Linked DNA regions of Mus musculus: all the other regions are linked to region 1. A link is a loop called in an ENCODE intact Hi-C map of the cell type or tissue named here. Cell type or tissue: left cerebral cortex. All regions are shown on one strand.

Region 1 (5,000 bases):
TACTTAAGTATGATATTAAGCTTCCTAAGAGTGTGACTTAATCTAAAAACCATCAAGACTGACTTGATTTCAAAACATACATACATTCATCCTGGGGGGGGTCAAAAGAACAACACCCAGCATTTGTATTTTCCTGTATCTCACATGCTAGGCAATGCGCATATGGACACATTCAAACCACGTACTGTAGTTCTACAGAGGCACATCCCTGGCTCCCTGAGGGCACAGGATTGCCACATGGACCGTGGACTTAGTGTAAGCCAACACATTATAAAAAAAGCCCAAGTGCTGGGACTCCCACACATGAGAAAAGTATAATGTGTTTAAGAAGTATAATGTTTTTTTTTTTTTTTTTTTGGTTTTTTTTTTTTTTTTTGAGACAGGGTTTCTCTGTATAGCCCTGGCTGTCCTGGAACTCACTATGTAGACCAGGCTAGCCTTGAACTCAGAAATCCGCCTGCCTCTGCCTCCCGAGTGCTGGGATTAAAGGCGAGCGCCACCACGCCCGGCCAAGAAGTATAATGTTTTAAAGCATGTCTATACACAAGGATTTCCCTAACATCATCTTAGAGTCTTGACCTCAGATCCCAAGGGTCTCACCAGGCATATCTGAGGTCAGTGAAGACCCTGAGGTAATAGAAGAAACTATTCTTGAAGCTTTCTCGATCTTACAGCAATTAGGAATTCAGAAAATAGGATAGAGACTGAACAGATACAATTGGAAGTTGGGAGTGAAATGGATACTAAGAGCTAAGGACACAGCTCATTAGAGTGCCTGCTTAGCAGGTACAAAGCCCTGACTCTGGTCCCTGTGGTATTACATGAGAAATGTCTCCCCTCGCGTATCTGAACACTTGGTCCCCAGTTGGTGGTTATGGAACCCTCAAGAAGTCCAGCTATGTTAGAGGAAGTATGTCACTGGGAGGGAGAGGAGGATGTGACAGTGGCTTTGCCCGAATTCCTGCTCTTTTGCCACTTCCTTTGTGTGGACACAAATGTGATCAGGCAGCTTCCTGCTCCTGCTTCCTGCTCCATGCCTTCACTGTCAGACTCTACCTCTCTGGAACTCCAACCAAAACAAAATCTTCTTTCCGTTGTTTTTGGACATGGTGTTTAATCATGGGAACACGCCCCAACAGCACCATCAAAAAGATAGTAAAGAGAAAATGGAACAGGTAAATCTAGATTAACACTGCCAGAGTTTTAAAAGTGTACCATTCCCTGGAATGAACAGGGGAAATGTTGCTTGTTACTGAAGCACGCAAGAAGCCTCCTGCCCTCATAGGCTGACGATGTGCAGTGTGCAGGCCAGCTCATTCCTCCAGTTTACAGAGTGAGTCAAAAGAACATTTGTGCTGCTCTTCTCCTCGGCAGCCTTCCCAATTCCACACCTCCAACGCCTCTGCAGTGGCCGCTTACTGAGATGAACAGCGCTGTGGTTGTCTCAATCCACAGCAAAGGATATCAAGAAAGGACACACCTGCATCTGGGTGAAGATCTGAGCTTTCTGGCACTCCTCCAAGCTGGGCCCAAATGCAGCCATCACGTGCTCCTCTGTTCCAATCATCTGCACGATTTCCTGGTCACTCTCCACACCCATGGCCTAGGAAGGGAAGAAAAGATGGCAGAGTGTTGGCTTTGTGTCTCCTCACTGACATTTGCTTATGCTAATCTGCCATTGTGTGTGGGTATTACTTCTAAGCAAAAGCCAGCTCTTCCCTCAGAAACGGTGCCATCTGGCATCGGCAGCCACGGACCAGGCTGCACGAGAACCTGAAACAGAAACTGCCGTTTGAAAGAGGAAGGCAAACATCCTCAAACATTTTTCTGCATGTGTACAGCCCTCTCAATTTTTTTTGAAATATTCTAAGAGTTTCACCACGAAGAAATGAGGCTGGGAAGTCGAGTGGAGAGGCCTGGTCGTGGCAAGAGCAAATAAAAGCAAGACCCCCAAAGGTAGTGGATCAGAAAAGAACACTGCTGTACCTGAGTGTGACCCCGACTAGTTTTGCTAGATCATCTCTTTCTGAAAACATCAAGTTACTCAGTCACCAAGAGAATTTTCCTAAAGGATGTCTTAGTTCCATATTCTAGAGATACCATATACTACGCAAACTTTAAAGAGATATTTAAAATGTAGAACAAACGTAGCTGGCCTAAGGAACCCTCTTAAGTGTTCTTAGGTGGCAGTGGCCGCACGCCTCTGTAGGTCCCGAGAGGTCCTAGGCCTAATGACTTCTTCAGACACGTGTCTGGAATGCTGCCACGTGCAGACACAGCATAAGCCCACTAAGCTCTCTGGATGCTGTAATGACCTGTTTTTTAGAAGTCAGGGGAAAGTCATGTTTGCATCAACATGTCTTCCTTCGGCTTTGAGAGGAGACTGAACAAGAGGCTGACTGTCTAGTCAGGCTTGTCTTCTCAGTTCTCTCCCACACAAAAGAGAAGGAAGCTGAGTCCCCAGGCCCAATGCAGACCTCCAAGGGCACTGTCCTATAACTACTGAGAGGGTGGCCATCTATCTGGAAGGCGTGACTCCTTAGTCTCCCTGAGGCCGTGCCAACTCTAACACCATCATGTACTTTCTTCTATCACAGGTACAGAGGCAGCAGCGATGGCACTCTTCTAGCTCAAAGTTCTATGATCACACATTTAACCTTGAAAATTCTGAAGACCTGGGGGATGATGCTAACTAAGCTGATATGTCCCTTTTATACCAACTGAGGGGAGTTTGAAAATGTCCCCACGGCCCCTAGCACCAACTCCTCTGATCACAGAGTTCATTTGGTGACTCCCCTCTGTGGGAAGAAGTGACTCAGCTTTGGAAGCCTGGTTTTACAGGCTCTGTCGTTTCCTGCTTGTTCCTGCTGTCAAATCATGAGGGTACACATGAAGAATGTGAGAAGGTTCAGAGGTTAGGAAAAACAACAAAAAACAAAATAAAAAAAAACCCTTCTTCCCATCTTGGCTGTGGCCACTGCCCTGCTCTAACTCAGCAAGAGGACAACAGTTAGACAGACAGACCGATAGCAGAAAGACAGTGTGCCAGAGCCACCCAGCCAAGTAACCCCCACATTGCTGCCCAACAAAACAAGGATGTGCTTTGTAGTTATTTCTGAGTTGGCATCTCCCCTCCTAAAACAAAGAGAGAGGCTGACAAAACTCAGGAAATTGAAGAAACTTCAGGGACTCAGGAAGCTGATGAAGCTTACAAGACTCAGAAAATTGTAGAACATGGCCAGGCGTGTGGTGGCGCATGCCTCTAATCTCAGCACTCAAGTGGCAGAGGCAGGCAGATCTCCTGGATTCCAGGCTGGCATGATCTACACACTGAGTTGTAGATGAGCCAGGGCCAAATAGTAAGACTTTGTCTCGAAAAAAAGCAAAACAAAATGTAAAAACTCAGGAGGTCCTTCTCCACTTACATAAGTCTGAACAAACTGTTGGGGGAGCTCTAAGAACGCAGCTCTTGTGAGCTCTCACCTAGACTGGCACAGCTCTTTTGGCTCTGCAGCCGCCTTGAGTCAGGCATGCTCCTGTAAGGAGCCCCAAGAAACTCGCAAGTTTAGCAAGCTAAACTAAGATGGAACCGTCTCGATGGCCAGATGTTACCCATCTGAGGTTTGTCCATGCTTGTCCACGTCTCCCCAGGGAAAGCCACACAACAGGGTGGCAACTCAGACACAGCTCAGAGAGCGAATGTAAAAGCAGCAGAAATTAAATCCCCTAGTTGAACCTGATTTTATTTGAGACAAACTAGGCGTGGACTCCTAATGCTCCTGCCTCAGCTTCCCGAGTGCTAGGATTATAAGCATGCACTCCCACAAGTGGCTTCACACTTTCCCTTTACAAATAAATTCTGAAGACTCAGATCCCATTTTTATTAATTTCTATAGTCCTTCTATCTCTAACGTGATAAGAAGCATTTATTCAAGTAGCTTATAACAATAAATGTCATTATGTTAAAAACATACACATTCATTAAAGCAGCCTTTTATGATTAATCGGTTAGCAGCTCAAAAAGTGACCAGTTTTAACTTTTTAAACAAAGGAAAAAAAAACAGGCATGCTAACATATGAACCATTAAATAAGTCCACTGGGCTTATATTAGAAGTTTTTACTTCAGTAGCCTCTAAATACAAAGAGATTACAAACTTGATTGCCTACTTTGGTGTTTAACAGGAACAAATTTAATAAAAACAAATCATTTCTCGATCATCATTTAGTTGGCCACTTAAGGTGTCCTGGTGTGGAATGTAAGTGGCAGTTTTTAAATTGTTTATCACTTTGGAGTGGTTTAAAATATATCTAATCAGAATACTTGGGCCTCCACACATGCCTAAGCTGGGAAAGAAACCAGGCCAAGCAATGGTGAACGAGACCATAAGCAGAAAGCATGCGCACCGCCAAAGCTTTCCAGCCAAAGCCTGAGCTCGTCCTATCAAGTCACTGAATCTCGGAGCCCTATCTCAGCAAGGATCACCAAAGGAGCTCCAGCAAAAAGACTGTTTAGCCTTCAGCAGCCATGGCTACAAACAGATGATCGCGTCGCCATGGAAACAAACAAAATGCCCACCCATTTTGCTTTACAGACATAATTTAGGCACCTGAAAAGTAGCATTCCGTGGAACTCTTTGTACTCCTGAAACCTCATCATTCCCACTAATAAATAAGTCAGGAGAAAATGCTGTACAATAATAACCTTAGGGAAAAATGGCCGAGATAATGTTTGTCTGAAAGTCACCAATGGTCACATGGTCAGTTAGAAAGTGGCATGATGGGCTGGTGAGATGGCTCAACAGGTAAGAGCACCAGACTGCTCTTCCAAAGGTCCTGAGTTCAAATCCCAGCAACCACATGGTGGCTCACAACCTTCCGTAATGAGATCTGACTCCCTCTTCTGGTGTGTCTGAAGACAGCTATAGTGTACTTACATATAATAAATAAATAAATCTTAAAAAAAAAAGTAGCATGAAACTGTTCTCAAACATAGACAAAG
Region 2 (5,000 bases), 340 kb before region 1:
CAAGTAAGTTAGGAAATGCATAATGAATTAAGGGAACAAATGTCTAGAGTATATATGTATCCTTAAGACATGATTGCAATGGTCAGATACAAATCCACTCATGATCAAGGACCACAAATCTAAGCCCTCAGAACACTAATGCCTAGCTAATAATGACCCCTGAGATTTTAATGAAAGAATATTTACTGCTCTTTTACTGGAACATATGTCAATTCTGAGATAAATGGGTTACAGAGATGATTTAAGGCATATTAATGCTCCAAAAATAAAGTCAAATAAAATTTTGTTAAAATTTTAAACAACAAGATATTGGGAAGCAGAGACGGGAGTTAAGTGGAATATAAACTCCTAGCAGAGAGGAGTGCGGGAGAAGCGTTCGCTTCCCTTCCAGTGTGCTGCTAAATAGCCCACTGAAACCCTGCTGGACACTGTGTAGGGAAGAAAGGAAACTGACTGAACCTGGCTAACCAAAAAAGGAAAGATCTTCTGATGGTGCTACGTATGTGCACTCATGGGCTCACACAAGGATGCCTGTTCTGTCATGGTAACTGTCAGTTATTACCTGAAGATGCTGCTGAAATCAGATGACTCCCTGAAAGCTGACATTATAAGGATACTAGATACTAGAGAGAGAATGTAGCCACACAGTGGGTGCTGGTGAGACACACACTGGCAGGCAGTGTTGAAAGCCTACACAGACATTAGTTCTATTGTTTTACCACAAAGCAGGGCTTCCATTCCTTTACTGAGAGGAAGGCACACCCAGAGACCATTCTCCTCCCTCCTCAGTAGGAACCTTTCCATCCAGTTAAACTCTACGTCCTCTAGATCCAGCAGCTCCTCTAACTAGTACTGTTTTTTAGACCTGTATCTTCCCATTTCTGCTTCTCTCCAGGTGCACAAGACATCTTTTGTTCAGTACGAAGCTAACTATGTTACCTTCCTGGAGGACGCCTCCCCTGCTCCCCCTAAAGGCTGGAACACCAGTAGGTTGAACGGCTCCTGTCTTGCAGCCCATTCTTTCTAAAGTTATGTTCTATCGTATCCACTTCTCAGATCCTGAATTGTTTGTTTCTGTAACTACTTCCACTTAAAAGTGTCCCTCCCGGTTGCCACTGTAGCAAGCACAACCCTGCTTTAAGAACTTATTCCCACTGTGGGGAGACACATGCTAACTGCCCACGTGACTGAACTCCCAGGGAGCAGTTTGCTCTTTTAAGTAACATTTGTGGGAGCATAACTGCCTGTAAGATACAAGATCTCCAGTGTGAAGAAGCTGGATGTTGGGGATGCAAGCTCTACATCGTTACAGCACAGCCAATGGGGAAGCTTGAAACAACACAGATGAGTCAAAACGGCAGGACGAAGAAAATCAACTTTGCCGCAACAGCCAGAGTGTTCTTCACAGATGAGTCCACGGTGCTCTTCGAAGACAAAACTTAGTGTTCTGAGGCCATGGGGAAGGGCAGCCCAGGTAGCGCTAAAGCATCAAGTTAGAAGCAGACGGGGTACACTGACACAGTACAACTCTACGAGGCAAGGGGCGGGAGTAGAATGTGGGCTTCCCCAGGCAAGCATGAGGAAGCCCTGCGAGCTCACACAGGGGCAATGGCAACATTCTGTCCACATTTTATAACAAACCCTAGTAGCCACCTGGCAGACAGACCAAAATAATCTGATTAGAAACAGGAGGTCTGACTATATTAGTATTTTAAGAAAATGATTTTAAAGGCATATAACATGAAGTGGTGTGGGAACAAAATGGAAGAAAAAAATTAAAAATGGTATCTAGGAAGTAAAATCTGTAAGGTGTAATTGGTTTTACATGTACAGAAGGTAGGCGGGGTAACTGTAGATGACGTCCCTTCACAGAGGGTGTGAGCAAAGGACACAGAAAGGCTGAGGAACATGGGCCCTGGAGAAAATGCATTCCACGTCAGACAGAAGAGGGAGGCAGCCCTGAGAAACTCAGGTGCAGATGTGCGGTCCACAGGCGAAGCATGCCAGGTTCATCCTGAGGCAGAAGCCAGGAGTGAGACAGTGGTGTTCAGAGGGTGACTATGGAATTCAATGTGGGACCGGAATGAGTGTCAGCAAAGGAGACTGAAAAGAACGGCTGTCAAAGGCCGTCCAGGCCTGGCCTGGCACAGACATATTGAGAAGCGCATGCAATATCATCAGTATTTCAAGATTCCAAGATGCAAAAGCTTAAAAAAAAATTAAACCCAAGCACAGAGAGGACCAACTCACAGAGGAAGGCTTCTAGGAAGACAGGAAGAAAAACATGAACGGCAAAGAAGCAGCTTAGCAGCAAGCTAGAGAGAGGCCAAAGGCCCGCCCGCAGCCTGAGCTGGAGGGAGGCACACGCAGGTGGCACAGAGCTGCAGGTGGCACAGGGCTGCAGGGGGCACAGAGCTGCAGGGGGCACAGAGCTGCAGGGGGCACAGAGCTGCAGGGGGCACAGAGCTGCAGGGGGCACAGGGCTGCAGGTGGCACAGGGCTGCAGGGGGCGCTGCTGGACAAGGCAGCTCAAGCTGAACTGATTGTAACTCACCCTACCACTTCCGTATGCGGCTGCCACATACGGAAGGCGTGAAATGTTTCACAGATCACTTTCTTTTGGCTAAACTATGTAGACTATTTTTAAGGAGCTGGAAGAGAGTATATTATTGTAAGAAGAATTGTACTGAAATGTTAGCAGGCAAAACGATGCGCTTCCTTGGCTGTTTCCCTACTCACCGCATTATAGCTGCTGCTTTTTTTTTTTTTTAAAGATTTTATTTATTTTATGTATGTGAGTACACTGTAGCTGTACAGATGGTTGTGAGCCTTCATGTGGTTGTAGGGAATTGAATTTTTAGGACCTCCGGTTGGCTCTATTTGCTCTGGTCTCCTCCGCCTGCTCAGTCCTTCTCGCTCTGGCCCTAAGATTTATTTATTATTATACATAAGTACACTGTAGCTGACTTCAGGCACACCAGAAGAGGGCATCAGATCCCATTACAGATGGTTGTGAGCCACCATGTGGTTGCTGGGAATTGAACTCAGGACCTTTGGAAGAGCAGTCAGTGCTCTTACCCGCTGAGCCATCTCTCCAGCCCTATGGCTGCTTCTTATCCATTCTCTTCCTCCCCCTTACCCCCTTCCGGCAGGGTTCCCTCTCCATGAGACCAGCCTTCTCCTGCTTTCACACTACATGCATTCCATTACAGGCACCCTCAGCTCTTGGGCCCCTTCTAATAGCTCCCTTTACACATTTAGGATTCACATTTTTCTCTCATTTAGACCTCACATATAAAAGAAAATATGGGTAGCATTGGTTTTTCTGAATTCAGTTTTTGTTTTTGCTTAGCATAATTTCCAGGAAGCTGACTTTGTGAAAGTAATAAACTATAGTTATGTCACAGCTCAACACAAGTTGGTAACCTGACTACACGTTAGCATTTTGGTTCCTGCTGGCTAGAGAAGTAGGCTGCCCTGGCACAGATGGGGATTTCAGACACCTAGGCGTTCCTGCCATGCCTAGTCTGTTAACACTTGACCCTTCTTGCTTCTGACTGCTGCTTACTGCGCTACTCTGTGGTTTGAGCACAGACTACAGCGCCTTCACACTGCACATGGGTTTGTGCATCTTTAAGAAACTTCAGCTACTGTGGCTGACATGACTTGGCCTGCACATAGACCTTGCTGCTCTCCCTGCTCCCCCAGAGCCAACCCCTTAGGCACAGTGCTAACACTGCTGCACCAGAACACCAGCTGCAGCCTCCCCTCCCCCCTTGCCCACATGGATGGATCTATGGATCCCACAGACCATCACCTCCTAACCTCCCTCCCCCCACTCAACACCTTATCCCTCAACTGCAGGTCACACCTGCCAGAAAACCAGCTGGGTTGCTGCAGACCTCCACTCTGTTTCCCTAGACCCAGTCCCTCAACCTCTCTGGCACAGCAACACACCACCAGCTGTGGCCTCCCTCCTGTCCACTTCTCTTGTGGACCCCACAGACTATCCCTCCTGACCTCCCTCCTCTGACTCATCACTGCTTCCCAGCCTCCATCACCAGCAGGCATTCCCTATGAACACACAGCCTAGCAGACCAGTAAAAGAACTAGCACACAGCCATCACACACTCTGAAAATGCAGACAGGAAACAGAAACTGAAGAACAAAACACCCACCCAACAAAGACAAATCCAGAAATCAGCACCTAGACCTATAATCACCCCAAACCCAGACACCTAGATGCCTGTGTAAGAACACAATAACAACCAGGGCAATACATCTCTACTAAGGCCCTGCAATGCTACAACAGCAGGACCAGAATATTCCAACACAGGAGAAGCACAGGAAAAAGACCTTCAGATAACAGAGGTCCTTAAAGAGTAAATGAATAAATCCATTAAAGAAATCCAGGAAAAGACAAACAATTGGGGGAAACGAATAAATCCTTCAAAGAAAGCAAGAAAAAAATAAACATCTGCATGTGCTTTGCCATGGGGAGGTCAAACCGGTGCCAGCATGGAGCCTTCCTCACTACACTCTCGTCTCTTTGGAGCAGGAAGGTACTCTGCAGGCTAGGGAAGGGAAATATGGACACCCACGCAGCCACAGCCTTTGATCGACAAGATGTGATACAGGGAAATGGTGGTACAGAACATTCAGGAGCAGCCGACCAATTCTGATTTGAGGCCTACTCCCTGCGAGGGAGCTCATGCCCGGCACTGCCTGGGTGGCCAGGAACCAAAGCCTGGCTAGTCCAGAGAGCTGGGGTAGAACCAGATTGACTGGCAGAAATCAACCAATCCATCAATCCTATGATTCCTAATGGCATTCTGCTATACTCAGAGATCAGGGCTCTGTCTAGTTGTCAGCACAGAGGTGTCCTCTAGCAGACAACAGAAGCAGATGTAGAGACCCACAGCCAGATATTATGGGGAGAGCCTAAATGGGGAGGTCCTCACTGGGTGTTTCCCCTCACCATTTGGGGAGTCCCAGAGGAA
Region 3 (5,000 bases), 460 kb before region 1:
GTATAAGAAAAAGACTAAACTAGGCATGGTGGCTCACACCCATAATCTCAGCTCTCAGGAAGCTACAGCAAGACTTAGGAGGTCTAGGCCAGCCCAGGCTCTAGAATGAGAATCTATCTAAGAAGAAGGAGGGAGGGAATTCTTCTGCATGGGCTACGTGGAAAATAGCATGTCTTCATTCCTTTGCCAACTAACTTTGAGGAGTTTCAAAACTACACATATACTAGCAAGCAATGCACAGCAAGACATCACCTTGCTGGGTTTTATGCTTCTGTAGCTAACAATGCTGATCACTGCTTGTATAAAAGGTAGCTCCCGCCAACTAAATTAACAGCAAATAGACTACAAGAAAAGCACTGAGTTTGGCAACAAAGAAAAATTTATCAATGAAAGTTTTAAAATCCCACACGGCCGGGCAGTGGTGGTGCTCGCCTTTAATCCCACCACTTGGGAGGCAGAGGCAGGCGGATTTCAGAGTTCGAGGCTAGCCAGGTCTACAAAGTGAGTTCCAGGACAGCCAGGGCTACACAGAAAAAAACAAAACAAACAAACAAACAAAAAATCCCACACAAAGTGACAAATAATCGAGACTGTCAAAATAGTTTTAAGTATTTTTCTTAAAGAAACATGAAATAGGATTAAAATATTCTGCCAAGCCAGAAAACCAGTACTTCTGTCATCCTCACTAAAATACACTTAATTTGTTCAATAGATGCTGCCATTCCTACTTTGTGCCACATCTTGTTGAGACAATGAGTGAACATAAAGACCGTACTCTTAATTGTATGTCATCTGGTCCAGTAGCATCAGAATGTAGGAAAAGGGTAAAGACTCAAGGACGGAAACGGGAAAGTCAAGATTTTCCCCGAATATAAACATATATATATCAAACACTTTTGAATTTATATGTTAAAATCAATTAAACTTTTCGAATGATGTTTTCATTGAACTTTTTTCGAATGATGCTTTCATTGAACTTAGTTTCTGGTATAAGTGCTGCTATACAAAAAAAAATGAAAGTGAAAAATGAAAGCAGATGTGTATTAAGCGTTGCTAAAGCAAGAATGGAAACATACTTACCTGTTAGTGTGATAGCCCTTGAGCGGCAACAACTAGAAGTTTTAAGCACTAACCAATAGCAGATACAAATACCCACAATGTTTCCTTTTGGATTAGTAGCGTTCACAAGATACAAAAGACACAATCAAGTAAGATTTCGCTTCCTAGTCTAGGTGTTTCTAACTCTTCCCAGCAGCCCTAGCTCCCCCTCATTGATCCACCTTTAGGCACAAGCAAGTCTTTTTTTTTTTCCCCTGAGCAGAGCAGTGACGTGGCAGGAGAGGCAGAAAATGACCCTAGAGGCTGGTGCTGGCTTGGACACCTCCTTCCTCCGCCCCTTCGTTGTCCATCCAGCACACCCTAGTTCCTGCGGAATTCCAATATAAGACGGGCTTAAGAGAGACGATCCAACTTGATCCCGAGTGGCAGCTCCGGGGCTAGACTAGATGCTGCTTGTGCATGGCAGGCTCGGTTTTGGATTGAGCTTGGGGTCGGCAGTGACTGCACTGGCGGCTGCTCCAGGACTCCTTCCCCCCTGCTCCCCAGTCACTCCTTGACACTGCCAGCGCCCCTCTTCATTCCCACACCTGCGGGCTTAGAACAGGCGTGGGAGTGGAGTTCCCGATTTAGGAAGAGCAGCGGGAATCTCCGCTTGGAGCCAAGCCCTGTGTACTTGAACCCACCGGGACCGTTTATCAACAGGTCAGAAGTTAAGTGGGGCAAGGAAGCTGGGCTCCTCCTCGGATGCCCCATCTCCTCCTCCGCACCAGCCTGACACTCAAGGCAAGAGGTCAGACCCAGGCTTCCAGAGCGACTCCCTTCAACTGCAGACACCGCGTCCACAAACTCGTGGACCCACTGGGGTAACCCCATACCTCCGTACGCCCCCCAACGACTCCCGCCCATCCCCCTCCCGTTCAGTGTCCCCCCGCAAAGGGCCAGGCTGGAGCGGCCAGGCCCCGGGGTCGTGCAGGTGAGGTGCAGATGAGGCTAACGGGAAAGGGCCCGGAGTGCGGCCACTCAGGCCGACGACACCCTCCCGCCCCCGCCCCAGCCATGGGACACACTCACTCACCGCGGGGTCGAGGCCGGGAGCTGCGGCCGGGCGGAGGGAGCGGTGGCACGGAGAACAGCAGAAGCGGCCGGGGCAGCAGAGGCCCTGATGCGGCCCGGGAGTGGCTTACGCGACCTAGATGCTCTTCTCCGGCTCAGAAGTCGGAAGACTCTCGGTGCGAGGTCGGTGCGAGGCGGCGGCGGCGGCAGCGGCGGCTTCTGGCTGCGGACGTGGCGCCTGACGCGACCCGCCCCCTCCGCAGCCTCCGGAGCTCCCGCCTCCTCCCGCGCCTCGGGTTCCGACGCGCACGCGCACTCGCGCCCCCGGCCCTCCGCCCCCCCACCTCCCGCGCCCACCGGTCGCTCGGCGCGCGCAGCCCTCCCAGCAGCCCCCGGCCAGCCTGCGCGCGCGCCTCATCCGGAGGGTCTCCCCGCCCCCTCCGCCCCGGCCACCCAATCAGAGCAGGCGAGGGGGCGCTGCCCCGGCGAGGCGCGCGCCTCCGGCCTCGCCCGAGTCTTCGGCCACTCTCCGGGCTCGAGGGAACTAACGGTTATGGGGGTTTAGAACTTCTCCCCTGAGGAGGGCGGCATGCTCGCCGGTGTCTCCCTCTCCTTCGCCCAGGGGCTTCAACCTTTAGCTGCTGCCCTAAGGGAGTGACGGGCAGGGCCTCTGTCAGTCGCTCTCCCCAGGGCGCTCTGCGAGCCTGTGTCACCGAGTGATAGGGTGAGGCGAGGCCTTGCTAATTTGTGTGGGGTTTTTGTTGTTGTTGTTGGTCCACCTGGAGTCCTTGAGCGTAAACATGTCAGGTTCGCCCTCATCACACAGCGGATGCCCAAGGCCTTTCAGGGGGCCTTGAATTTTGGTAGCGAAAGAAGGTTGGTTCATCGATGTGAGAATTGAACTGGAGAGGGAGGAAAACTGTCACTTCCTAACTAGGGCTTCGTCAGGGCCCCTCCACGTTCTTGCCAGCCTTGGGGGGAGGGGGGATCCCTGGTGGGGTCCTGTAAAGTATTGAGCAGCCTAAGAAGATGCTGTCTGGGAAGTCCTCTGGGTTCAGCGTTGCCTCTGCTTCAGATGGGAAACAGGACAGTGAGCTTCCAAGGGGGCTTGTGATAGCTGCCTAGGAAGGCTGTGAGGAGGAAGCAGAGACGTGACGAAATGGCTACCTGACTAGATAATTGCTATTAGCTTTTCCTTGACTCTCAACATCTTTAAGATAAAAATGACAATAAGTCCACCCTACACTTTTGGGAAAGATAAGAAGAGAGACTGTGGGTGTAAGGGGGCTTTACTGAGAAATTATACCAAAACGTGAGATTTTTTTTCTTTTCACGACCTAGTTATCAAGTGGAAACATACACAGGACAGGGGACCTCAATTTTTAAATGAAAGTAATCAGCGTGGTGTAACTGGATAGCAAGTGTTTATCAAGTCTCAGAAAAGGGATGCTAACAGCAACAACAAAAAATCCTGAGAGGGAGCTAACCTTGGTTCAGTTCTTAAATAGAATGAACTAGAGCTTAACCGTTATCAAATCGATGAATTAAGTCCATTCAGATCACTGTGCTGAAATTATGATAATCTTGTTTTACAGAACTAAAAGAGAATGATGATTAGGAGAGTTTGAACTGTGGTATTAACTGAGTACCAATCTTTTATTGTCATAGACTCCTGAATTCTTAATAGGATTTTAATAGGTGATTTCAAGATTGAACCCTGGGCAAAATTACAATGCAGAACTTTATAACTTTCTTTCCAAATTGACTTACAGTTTTGCTAGTAATTAAGGCTATAATTCAAAGCAGTGGTATATTCTGTTTCATAAACCAATGAAGGTACCAGGGAGCTTTTGGCTCCTTCTGAACCTACAAGTACAGGTAGTCCAGTATTTCTTATAGATCTGACCCCAGTCAGTTCTTGCTGTCTCAGTTTCCTTACCTATAATAATGGAGAGAGGGCCCAGTGGTTAAGAGCACTCACTGCTCTTGCAAAGGTCCTGAGTTCAGTTCCCCACACCCACATGTCAGCTCACAGCTATCTGATGCCATCTTCTTTTTAAAAAGAACAACATCCCATTCAGTTCTAAGCCACTCTTGTCTATATGAGAATCTTAATTGAATTGTTTCTATCCTGATGCTATCTTGATTTCAGATAGCTTGGTGTAACCAGAAGGAACCTCAATGAAATCAGGCCCTATTTATTTTATAGGCTGACCTCCATTGTAGTTCTTGATTCTAATACTGTAATATCTTTATTTCTATATAATGTCTTTAAATGTCTTCAAATAATGAGTTCTTAATGCAGTAACTTAAGGCAAAACTTTCTTATACTACATTATAAATAGCTGAGATTATGACTCAGTTTAGAGTACTTGCCTAGCATGCCCCAAACTGTACCTCCATCACCTAAAACAAAAGTTAATTCTAGTTTAAGTGCCTCAGTTTTTCTCTAGTTGGTTACATTCAAAAAATTAGTTACCTTATTGATACCCTGGAGTAATTAGCAGTGACATTGCTTAACAGACTGGGCTAGTTCAAAATGTTAAGACCAGAAAGTAGCAAGACAGAAGACAGAATTGTGAAAGCAAAACATAAATTATATGTTGTAGCACTGAAGCTGAAGGAGGGGTCCAACCTTCTGCTCAGTACAGGAAGTTGATCCAGTTCTTTGCATAAATAATTCCTTTGTTGAGTTGACATCATCTTCACAGTATTTCTATTGGCATTTATATGATGAATTAGTGTAAGGGCAACACATTTTTATGTTCACTTTGTCATATACTTTTGGTATTTTGAAATGAACTAAATGATCAGAAGCTTTGAATAGGTTACCATCAATGTAAGTTATAATACTTTTCTATTTTCACATTCTTACTGGTTTCCTGGCA
Region 4 (5,000 bases), 130 kb before region 1:
ACATGGCTCCCTCTGACCCTAAGATACACTGTTTGTGCAGCCAGGCTGCTCTCCGCTGTCCTAGGGAACACCCAAATGAGTCCAGTCTCTGACACCGGGCAGAGATGGGAACACAATTATCATGTCTCCATGTCTCTGGTTCAAGGCCCCCAGTTGTTTCATCAACTTTTCGAAGAAATTTCTCCTGCTTTGTTACTATCCAATTTTCTAAACATCTTCTTGTCGGTCAATGTCCTTGGGGCCATCTGTCAAACAGAGTCAACTCGAAGGGCCCAGACTGTGGTGTGACTACTTAGAGTACCCATGCTTCCAGAAACTTTGCAGTTGAGGTTGGGATGGGACTGTGTAGGGTTTGCCATCTCAATCAGAATGGCGTCTATACTGAATTTTAATGAGGCTCTATAACTCATCTACCTTTGTAGTGTATGCAATTCAGGAACAAAGGCTAACCCATGTTGAACAATTATGGGTTCCACAGTGTTCAAATTGGCATATGGCTCATCACAAGAACTCTATGAAGTTGTTAAAGGGCATGTGTTAGGGCTGGAGAATCAGTTCCGAGAAAGCATGAGGCCCTGCGTTCAGATCCCTAACATCCACGTAAGAAGTTGAGTGTGACAGATTATCATCCCAGTGCTGGGGAACAAAAAGGAAGAGCTCTGGGGCTCGCTGGCCAGCCAATCTTGCCAAATAGGCAAACTCTAGGCTTAGGAGAGACACCATATCAATGTGGTGGCATACACCTGTAATCCCAGCACTTGGTAGTGAGGGTCAGGCAGATCTCTGAATTCAATGGCAGCCTGGTCTACAGAGTTAGTTCCAGGATAGCCAGGGTTACATAGAGAAACCCTACCTTGAAAAACCAAAAATAAAATAAAACAAAAAATTAAGGTGGAGAACCTCTGGCAAACATATCCATACTCCACCTCAAGAGAAAAGGGAACGGAGGTGGGGGTGGGGGGGGGGAGCAGAAATACATTTTGAGGTAAGAAAGCTAAAACTTATAGAGAGTAGATGATTGGTCAAAGTCACCCAGCTGGTAGAGGTCAGGATCAGCAGCCCAAGGTCATAACCTCAATTCTCCACGTGGGAGCTGAGCCTCCTTCTCCTGCCTCCCACACGGCTCCCAGACAGTGTCAGCGCTGCGACCTCAAGCAAAACCTGATTTGTGTCAGAACTTTCAATAAAACTCTACCTACACATTATAATTTTTGCTAAATACTCTTGCCTGTTTCTTTGTCAGCCTTTGGCACGTGTGGCGGGCTCTTCAGCTGGCAGCTCAAACACCTCAGGAGTGGAGTTTATTTGGGCCTTTCTTTTGACCCTCCACTAGAACCAAGCACACGGCGCCCAGTCTCACCTCAATACATGCTACATTACTGCCATGAGATTTCAAAGAACGTGTGACTTATAAGTAGACCTGGCCCCACAGCTGCAGACCTGGCCCCACAGCTGCACACCTGTCCACACAGCTGTAGGATTCTCTAATCTTCCTCATCTTCAAGGCTAGGAAAAGCACAGCACATCAAAGACTTTTTCTCAACTTAGGATAAGCAAAATGTTGTGCTTTTGTGTGTATGTGTGTGTGTGTATGCATGTACACACCCCCCTCCACCCCCCCCACACACACCTTTTTGATGTAAGAAGCTGTACTAGAGAGATGCTATCTCCTGAACTCTTGAGGGTAGGAGCCTATAGATTTATTTGACATGAATGACCTCTTTGCCTGCACATGTGTTCATGTATGTACATTGTCTGTTGCCCTCTGGGGTCAGATCCCATGAACGTGGAGTTACTGATGGCTGTGAACCACCATGCGTGTGTCAGGAACCAAACCTAGGTTTTCTGGAAGAGCAATTAGCGCTCTTAACTGCTCACCTCTCCAGCCTCCTCCCCATCTCTTTGCTTGTTTGTTTTGGACAAGGTCTCAGGCTGTAGCCCAGGCTGACCTCTACATTTCAATTCTTCTGCCTCCTATACGCTGGATTTCAGGAATGTGCCACCATTCCCAACTCCCATTTTCCATCTTGAACCCAGCTGTCTGCTATGCCTGGCCCCAGAGATGTTGCACACACTAAATAAACCATATCAAATATGTTCTCCCGCCAGCTCTCCACTACTCCATCAATAAGAAGTTCCTACCATGTGGCAAGTATCCCCCAAGAACGCATTGTCACATATTGGTCTAAATTAAACCTCAAAACAGTGTTCTCGCCATGACTTGATAGCTCTATTTATAGATATGGGAACTTGAAGTGGAAGTCACAAAGCGCGGCCAGCTGTGACCAGCGCGGCCACACTGGCACTCTTCCAGTGCAGAAGGAGCTCACCACTCACACGTGATGACTTCCTGTAGTGAAAGTCAAGCTTGTGGCAAATGTCGCAAAGGATATGAGGATGACTGCGAGCTCAGCCTCCTGGGCCGTACCACAAGCTGGGCTCCCAGCCGCCCGAAGCAGGATGAGACTCTGCCTGCCCATGAGTCTTACTCCTCAGGACCTTAACCAGCTTTACTTACAGGCAGCCCTTCATGCCTCTTCACTTTGGTTCAAAGACTGAGAAACCCTGATTTCCACAACTTTTCTCCATTTCATAGGATGAAACTGAGCAGAACCATACAGAGGACTGATTTCCTAGGAGGTGGTGGAAGAAATAGGAAGTTGCCCCATCCAGGAGACACCATGGCCCAGGCACCTGGAGCTTAGAATTCTGCTTGACAAATGCATTCATAACTTGAGGGGTGGAAGGTAGGGCACTGATTAAAATGAATCTTAAAAGCCAAAGCCTCGTGAAAGCTTGGGGACACGTTCTTGGGGACCTGAGATGGAGCTGTCTATGTATTCATTTTACAATTACTGCCATGTGCCTTTCTTATAATTCTAACAGAAGCCTTTCCTCTAGAGCCCTGGGGCCTAGGATCTCAAGACCTACAGATTTGTTTTCTAGAATTTAGTTTCCTCAGCCTTATTTGCTCCATTCAATATCTTGTCCCCAAGAGCTATGAATAGTTAGGAAAACAGTTGGCAGAGATGACTAATGAAACACCAGTTGCTGGAGTCACAGACAGGGAGAGCCTCCGTCAGAAAGGCCTTGGAAGATGAAGAACTTAGGCAAAGACGAAGGGGAGAGAGCAAGCCCTTTGAAGAATCAGAAGTTAGCCAGCATCATGTTCCCTTTAAGGTCCAAGATGCCTGACATGACGTCATGAGGGCGTTACAGGCAGGACAGGGTGGGAGAGAAGGCAGACTCGGTCTTGGTGGACTGTGAGATTTAGAGTCAGAACACCTGAGTTCAAGTACCAAGTACCGGTGCTACCACTCATAGCTATGAGGTCGTGAGGGTGGGTCCCAGGTTCCTAAATCCCTGCCTGCCAGGGTTCTCCAAAGATGCCCTAAAATAGCAATGGCAAAGTGCTGGACCCATTTGGCCTCATGGGGCATAGGAAACTGGAAAGGCACTGTCTCTTAGAACCCAGGAGCTTTCTGGAGAGATGAAGCCAGAGAGTCAGCGTGGGGGTGGGGGCTATGAACTGTAGCAGTGACTGAGTGTTCACCTCATGCCAGTTCAGTTACCTTGGGTTACACGCCTCCTCTGTTCTCGTCAGAGAAACCAAGGCAGACAGCCCACTAGCTCTGACTTGCTGGACAGAAACTAAGACAGACAGGGCAAATCCAGGTAGAGTAACTCAGACGGCTGGTGGCTGAGTTGAGTCAGGTCTAACTCCAAAGCCGGCATCCTGATCCAGGACACACAGCAAGGAAGCAAGGCATCCAAAGAGAGCCTGTGGCCTTGGGAAGGAAGACAGATCCATCTCGGCCTGGCTAAGTCTGGCTGATGCTTCAAGGATTCCCCACCAGTCAGACAGAAAAGGAAAGTGTGGTATGTTAGGCACAAGAGCTGCAGTTAGAGACAAGGGCATGGGGTAGAGAAAGGCCAAGTGGATTCCGGGAAAAGGTGAAGAGTTTGCCAACCTGTGGCCCAAAGACTTGGTAGGCCAGGGGTGTGAGAATGCCTTGGGAGCAGCTTGCAAAGGCCTGGCTCCCCAGCCTGGGAACTGTGCAGGCAGCTCGGAAGCAGCTAGGCTTCCTGGGGAGCATCATATGAAACAGAGCTCTGATGCCAACAGGAATGTCTTATGCAACACCCGAGAAAAGGCTGCCTGACAGAAGTGTCACCAGGTTTTTAATAGAAGGTGTTATTCGTGCTCTCTGTCTAAGCCATCTTTCAGGACACTGTGCCAGGGCTTATTTTTAGGAACCCACAACTGTAAAAAAAAAAAAAAAAAAAAAGCTACATGAAAGGGTTGATATGCCCCATGGATGGCTGCCAAGGAGGACTTGTGTTGAGGTTCCCTTCCCCAGAGCCCAGGTCATTACCAGTGGAATGGCGTTGCCATGGCCATCTCTGTCCATAACCTCCAGCACCAGGCCATGCTTTGCTCTGGATCATTCTCTCCCAGTCCCTCTTCTCTCTTTCCTGACTCCACATTGGTGGGGATACACAGAATCTGGACCCTAGAAGGCAGCAGCTGTGGCCTGCCTCTCCAAAGGGCTCCTCAGGTCAGTCAGTGGTTACCATGGCAACCCTACAGGCCCTAGCCCAGGGGCCCCTGGGTTCCATCCAGGAAGGGGCTGAACCACAAAGACAGCCCCACCCCCTTGTCTGCCTTTATTTCTCTTCCCATGTTCACCAAATATGGATGGGGTGCCTGCTCTGCACTAGGCTAAAGATCTAGTGATGAACAAGACCAAGAAGGTCCTGGCTCAGAGGACCTGTGTCCTACAGCGGTGGCAGACCCAAACAGACAAACAAGAGGACTTCGGAGTCATAAGAGTGGTGACTTAGAGGCACAGAATGGGATAACAGGGGTTTGGGGATACTCTTTAGTAGCAGGGATGCTAACTGCTGGTCTGAGAAGGTGAGATTGGACGGTAAAGGCCCAAGGCAGGAATGGGCTTGGAGAGTGAGGAGGACCTGGGAGGCCATTGTAATGAAGAGGA
Region 5 (5,000 bases), 320 kb before region 1:
CAAGAAAATGGCAGAATCCTTTGTTTGCTACATCTTAAGTAAAGCCAGGAAGATCCTACTGGCTACAACATGAAATCAAGTTTCTTTTTTGAGACTGGCTCTCACGTGACCCAGGATGGCCTTGAATTCACTATGTAAATACTTTGAGACTGAGTCCCACACACACCAGCAAACCATCTGGCCTTAAACTTGCTAGGTAGCTGACTATGACCTTAAACTCTTGATACTCCTACCTTTGCCTCCTTAGTGCTGAGGTGACAAGAATGCACCACTAGAAATGTGTTTTAAAAACTTGGAAATTGAGCCAAGGAGATGGCTTAGAGGGTAAAGGCACTTGACCTTTATACCTGAGGTTAGTCTCTGGTATAAAGAAAACCAACTCCATAAGCCTGTCCTCTGATCTCCACAGGAGCACCCTGGCACGTATACATAACCCCACCTCATACACACATACACACACCCTTTTATTTTTTAGTTGTAAATTAATCAGGCATGATATCAGACACCTGGAATCACAGCACTTAGGAGGCTGAGGCTAAAAAATGATTATATCTTATTGTGTGTGTGTGTGTGTGTGTGTGTGTGTGTGTGTGTGTATCAGGTATATAGGAAGGGAGGAGACATGTAAGATCTTTTTTCTCTTTTTAAAAGGAATATTTTTGTGTATCAGTATGTAGATATGCACACATATGTAAAAGTGTACTTGGAGGCCAGAAGAAAGTCTTGGATCCCCTAGAGCTGAGTTAGTTACTGTTGTTGTGTGCAACCTGAACTGGGTGCTGGGACTTAAGTTTGGGTCCTCTGTAAGAGCGAGTAGTCTGTGCTCCTAACTGCTGAGCCACCTCTCCAGTCTCATCTTTTTATTTTTATTTTTTTAGCTAATCACTTCAGGAAGTAAATAATAAAGATGCAAGAAAATAATGGAACAATATTATTCTAGTTATTGATAAATGCCATGAAAAAAGTGAAGCAGAGGATAATACAGGCGTAGGTACGTCCATGTGTGCACGTGGTTTCATATGCACAAGTCTTCATCAGGAGGCTGGAGAACTGATAGAGCAAGCTACATTTGAGCTGAGTTCTAAATGATGAGAGGGAGCCAGCCTCACAAATACCTAGGCAAAAAGCACTCCAGCAATTCCAGATGGAGCGAAGGCACAGGCCCAAATAAGCAGGCGATGTCTAGGGAAGAAAAAGGCAGACTATTTTGAATACAGAGCCATCTGGTTTGCAGAACAGTAGGCTTTCAGAGGCAGGGAAAGCGTGGACCAGTGCCATGAAAATGTTTTGTTTGACAATAGGAAGAGAGACACTGTCAAAAGCAGAATGTTCCCCTAAGAGTGAGGCCAGTGCCTCAGATCTAATTCCATGGACTCATCCAATATTACACAATGAGAGACAGCTCTCAATCAGAAGAAGCTGATGTAACTGGCATATGGCCATGGTGGGAATATACTGCCCGGTTCATTATACAGAGCCTACATGACGCTTAGTATTTTCCCCTGAAGTCTTGTAGTAAAGATTGAGACGGTTTGAGGTTTCTATGGCTATGCCAAGAAAGAGTTTGAAGGCCTTTAGAACCCCAGCAATCATACCCACCTCCCCCATGCTGCCAAGCCATCTTGCTAAGTAAAAGCAGGCTATTAGCTGACAGGGCTGTGTGAGGCCTGGGCCAGGTTGTCAAGGAAGAAAGAGGGAAGTGACCTGGTAACACAGCTTTTCCCAGATGGGGCTACAGGTCCTAAGTGTACAGATCACAACAAACAAGATGAGTTCCTGATCCGCATGACTGAGAGGGGCAGTGACAACAGCAAGCAGACATCGGCTTTTTGAGGAACTGTGCCTGCAGTGGAGAGGAGATCATCCGCCAGATTAGATCCCTTCCCACGGGGCTGTGAGGTTGTTGGTCTGATCTTAGTTGGGAGTGGTGAGACTCTTATGAGGGAGAATGGGTTGAACTGATGTTCATGGCGAACTGATGTTCAGGAATACACAGGCTAGAAGTAAACCTGAAAGTCTTTTGATAACAGAAAAATTATTCCCTAAAGGTAGGAAGTGGTCAAGAACAGGCCAAGGACAGATCTGTGAGGAAGACCCTCACTTCAGATCACAGTGAACTTGTCCTTTAGCGATTGTTACTGAAATCAGTCACTGAAAACTACTCAAAACTATCTCATGGTCTTTCTATTCTTGTCTTGAGTTGTTATTTTACTTTTCATAATATTTATGTCTTGTCTCCCCATTTAGTGTCGGTTCCTCAGAGCATATGCCGTGGATGTCCTTATGACACCTTAGAACAGCACTCAGCGGGACATGGTTTCAACAATCCTTTCTTACCTGGAAAACTTATTTACAGAAACTAAGTTTAAAAAGAGCCAAGAGAGTTAACAATAACAACAACAAAAATGAGTCCTCTCTGCCCTCTCCAAAGTGGATATCTTTGTCTGTGCTCTCCTATCTCTCATATAAGCTTGTTCACTGACACAGTGCTCGCGGGAATGGGGGGGAGCATAGGGCAGACGGACAGGAGGAGAGCGTGGACAGAACATGACTCATTCGCTCACATATGCACTAAGTGGTGAGCCTTGGAGAATGGACTATATGCTTTGACGTTTTTAGCTCTAAAGCTCAAACTGGTCCCTAATACTAGGTAACTAACTGATAAATATAAATGGAAATAAATCAGTTCATTTTCAAATATTTAAAGTGTGATATAGAGAGAGATTAGGAGGCAATATTATTAGGAGCTGAATATTCCAAAGTCAAGTAATTCCTACCAATGATATTTTTATAGAAATAGAAAAACTAATTTTAAAACTCACATGGAATGTCAAGAGACTGAACAGCCTGAACAATCCTGCAAAAGCAAAGCCTGGAGAATCACACTTCTAGTTTGAAAACTTAATACACCACTTCAAGCAGAAAGGGATGCAAACGGCCTGACACATACCAGGTGACAAGAGCAATAGGGAAGGAAAACCTTCTCAATAAATGGTGGCTGAAGCTATATAGCCAACACCCAAGTAAAAGAAGAGGGTTTTATATCCCCACACAGAAACTCACTCCTCATGGATCAAAGGCACGGATAAGCACGAGCTGAGAGATCCTTAGTGTGCAGGAGGAACAGGAACTGAGTGCCTACAGCCAGCTAACCTGAGCCAAGTGCCTACAGCCAGCTAACCTGAGCTCGGGTCTCATCCTTCCTAGCAGCATGAAGGCTGTCCCTCCTTTCCACTTCTCCTTCCTTTCCAAAGGAAAGCCTAACTGCAAGTCTGGGAATCCAAGTATGAATGGCTAAGCTTCCTCACTGTGAAGAGTGCTGACAGTACTTCCAAGCACACAGCAGAGATGGAAGAGAAGTGGGATGTCTTTAACGCAAAGGCAGACAACAGGAACTATACTCCAGCTGCTCAGAAGGAACTGAAGGAACACAGCACAGCACTGAGAATGCCGAGTGGCCTGAGCTCAGGCTCCTGCTGCTGTGAGCTGCGCACTCAGGCCTGCGTCCTCGTCACCTCTTTGAGGAAAGCAATGGGGCACACTCACAGGGACAAACCAGAAAGATGCCGGGCTCTTTCTTTTCTAAAGCACCTTTATCATCTAATATAAATGGAATTTCTGGCTTCTGAAAAAAAAAAAAGTGGAATATCAGAAAACAAGCATCTTTATATGATCAAAGGATACACACTAAAGTAAGTTTCTAAATAAAATGTATTCAAGGGGCAATTAGAAACTTCTGGACTAAATATGACGTTTAAATTTCACTATGCTTATCACAGAAGCAGCAGGCAGACATGCTATTAAGACCTTACTCAGTGCCAGGGCCAGGAGGCTTCACAGACCTTCACATAGTCAGCATCCTACCACAATTACCCTATCCAGGACTACTCATGCTGCTCTGCTGTTTCTTAAGTCAAAGCATAGGGAAAAAAAAATAGAGCCAGGCCCCATGGTGCACGCCTTTAATCCCAGCACTTGGAAGGCAGAAGCAGGTGATCTCTATGAGTTCAAGGCCAGCCTGGTCTGCAGGATGAGTTCCAGGGCAGCCAGGGCTAAAGAAAGCCTATCTTGAAAAACCAAAAAACAATAATTCTCCAAAAAGATAAAAGAAAAAAAGGAGTATAAAAACCCTTGAGAATAACTTTTAAAGAATGATAATACAAGGGGATGGCAGTGAATATGATCAAAATAATTGAATAAAATTCTCAACAAATTAATGAAAATAAAAACGTTATATAAAAAAGAGTAAATATTTCCAATGTGCCTTGCACCTTCTAGTTTTCCATAAGCACTGTGCTCAGGTCACTGCGAAGGCCCCTGCAGTAGGTGCCCAGCAGCTGCTGAGACCGGAGCAGCTCTCTCTAGTTAAAAGGATTAGCAAGGAGCCATCGTTATTCCGATTGATACTAATCACCTTCTTCTGAGTAAAAGGGCACTCGAGGCCATCGCAGGCAAACTGCTGGGTAAGCAAAAGTCCCGTCTCCCAAGAGCGCCTGAGAATGATCATAATCCCGGCTGTGTTCTCCAGTACATCCTTACACTCACAGCGGAGCTAATAAATCTTATCAAAGTAACTGTGAAGGGAAAGATTTTAAAAGGGTGAGTCTAGCAAAGGAAGGAAGAGAAACTTGATTACGTTTTAGAAATCTGAACAATCTCTGTAGTTTTGCTCTCTTGACACATGCTGAGCACTGTGCTAAGATCTGGAGACCATTCTTTGGAGACTCCTGGCAGAGCTACTTGAGGCTAGCACAGCAGTGCCTGCCTGCCTGTCTACCTGCCAGAATTTCCTCTTTACAGCCTGTATGTTCCTCAGCCTGGGTTATCTGATTTTTTTTTTTTAAATCAGTATACTTCTAAGCTTTTTAACAAAAACACTTTTAATTCTGATGTTGAACTGTTAGTGTCTCTTCTATAGAAAACAAAAACAAAAAAACAAAAACAAAGGGTAAAATCGCTTAATGCAGTCATTTAAGACAGAACTTACTGCAGATAATGTG

What was found. Hi-C counts contacts between places; a loop is a spot of excess contacts. Peaks named below come from ENCODE experiments on the same cell type or tissue, not always from the same donor. Only the 100,000 strongest peaks of a DNase experiment are listed, where the experiment ranks them.
Region 2: it touches region 1 in a loop (2.3-fold over the local background); 10 of 42 quality-filtered maps call a loop at or near these places.
Region 3: it touches region 1 in a loop (2.5-fold over the local background); 2 of 42 quality-filtered maps call a loop at or near these places.
Region 4: it touches region 1 in a loop (2.8-fold over the local background); 3 of 42 quality-filtered maps call a loop at or near these places.
Region 5: it touches region 1 in a loop (13-fold over the local background); 2 of 42 quality-filtered maps call a loop at or near these places.

The regions. Positions count from the first base shown.
Region 1 is chr10:84,643,399-84,648,398 of GRCm38, reverse strand. Polr3b (polymerase (RNA) III (DNA directed) polypeptide B) reads right to left here. Exons shown (of 28, transcript NM_027423.2): 10 at 1,481-1,603. Among named protein-coding and RNA genes, the nearest start is that of Gm17249, 23 kb to the right of the region's middle. In left cerebral cortex, no CTCF peak of the experiment used is centred here; DNase peaks (open chromatin) are centred at 232, 1,416, 1,685 and 2,153; H3K27ac peaks cover 770 bases.
Region 2 is chr10:84,983,702-84,988,701 of GRCm38, reverse strand. The region is part of intron 7 of Ric8b (RIC8 guanine nucleotide exchange factor B); the gene reads right to left. Gm34633 (a long non-coding RNA gene) reads left to right here. Exons shown (of 3, transcript XR_003948930.1): 2 at 896-986. Among named protein-coding and RNA genes, the nearest start is that of Gm34633, 18 kb to the left of the region's middle. In left cerebral cortex, CTCF peaks have their summits at 984, 2,314 and 2,525 (motif pointing right); a DNase peak (open chromatin) is centred at 2,573.
Region 3 is chr10:85,100,132-85,105,131 of GRCm38, reverse strand. Fhl4 (four and a half LIM domains 4) reads left to right here and starts at 2,637. Exons shown (of 2, transcript NM_010214.4): 1 at 2,637-2,836. Tmem263 (transmembrane protein 263) reads right to left here and starts at 2,505. Exons shown (of 3, transcript NM_001013028.2): 1 at 2,135-2,505. In left cerebral cortex, a CTCF peak has its summit at 2,648 (motif pointing right); DNase peaks (open chromatin) are centred at 1,661, 2,397 and 2,591; H3K4me3 peaks cover 2,407 bases; H3K27ac peaks cover 1,886 bases.
Region 4 is chr10:84,772,124-84,777,123 of GRCm38, reverse strand. The region is part of intron 1 of Rfx4 (regulatory factor X, 4 (influences HLA class II expression)); the gene reads right to left. Among named protein-coding and RNA genes, the nearest start is that of Rfx4, 19 kb to the right of the region's middle. In left cerebral cortex, no CTCF peak of the experiment used is centred here; DNase peaks (open chromatin) are centred at 2,314, 2,921, 4,139 and 4,529; H3K27ac peaks cover 333 bases.
Region 5 is chr10:84,960,144-84,965,143 of GRCm38, reverse strand. All of the region lies in intron 4 of Ric8b (RIC8 guanine nucleotide exchange factor B), which reads right to left. Among named protein-coding and RNA genes, the nearest start is that of Gm34633, 41 kb to the left of the region's middle. In left cerebral cortex, no CTCF peak of the experiment used is centred here; DNase peaks (open chromatin) are centred at 117, 1,211, 2,483 and 3,352.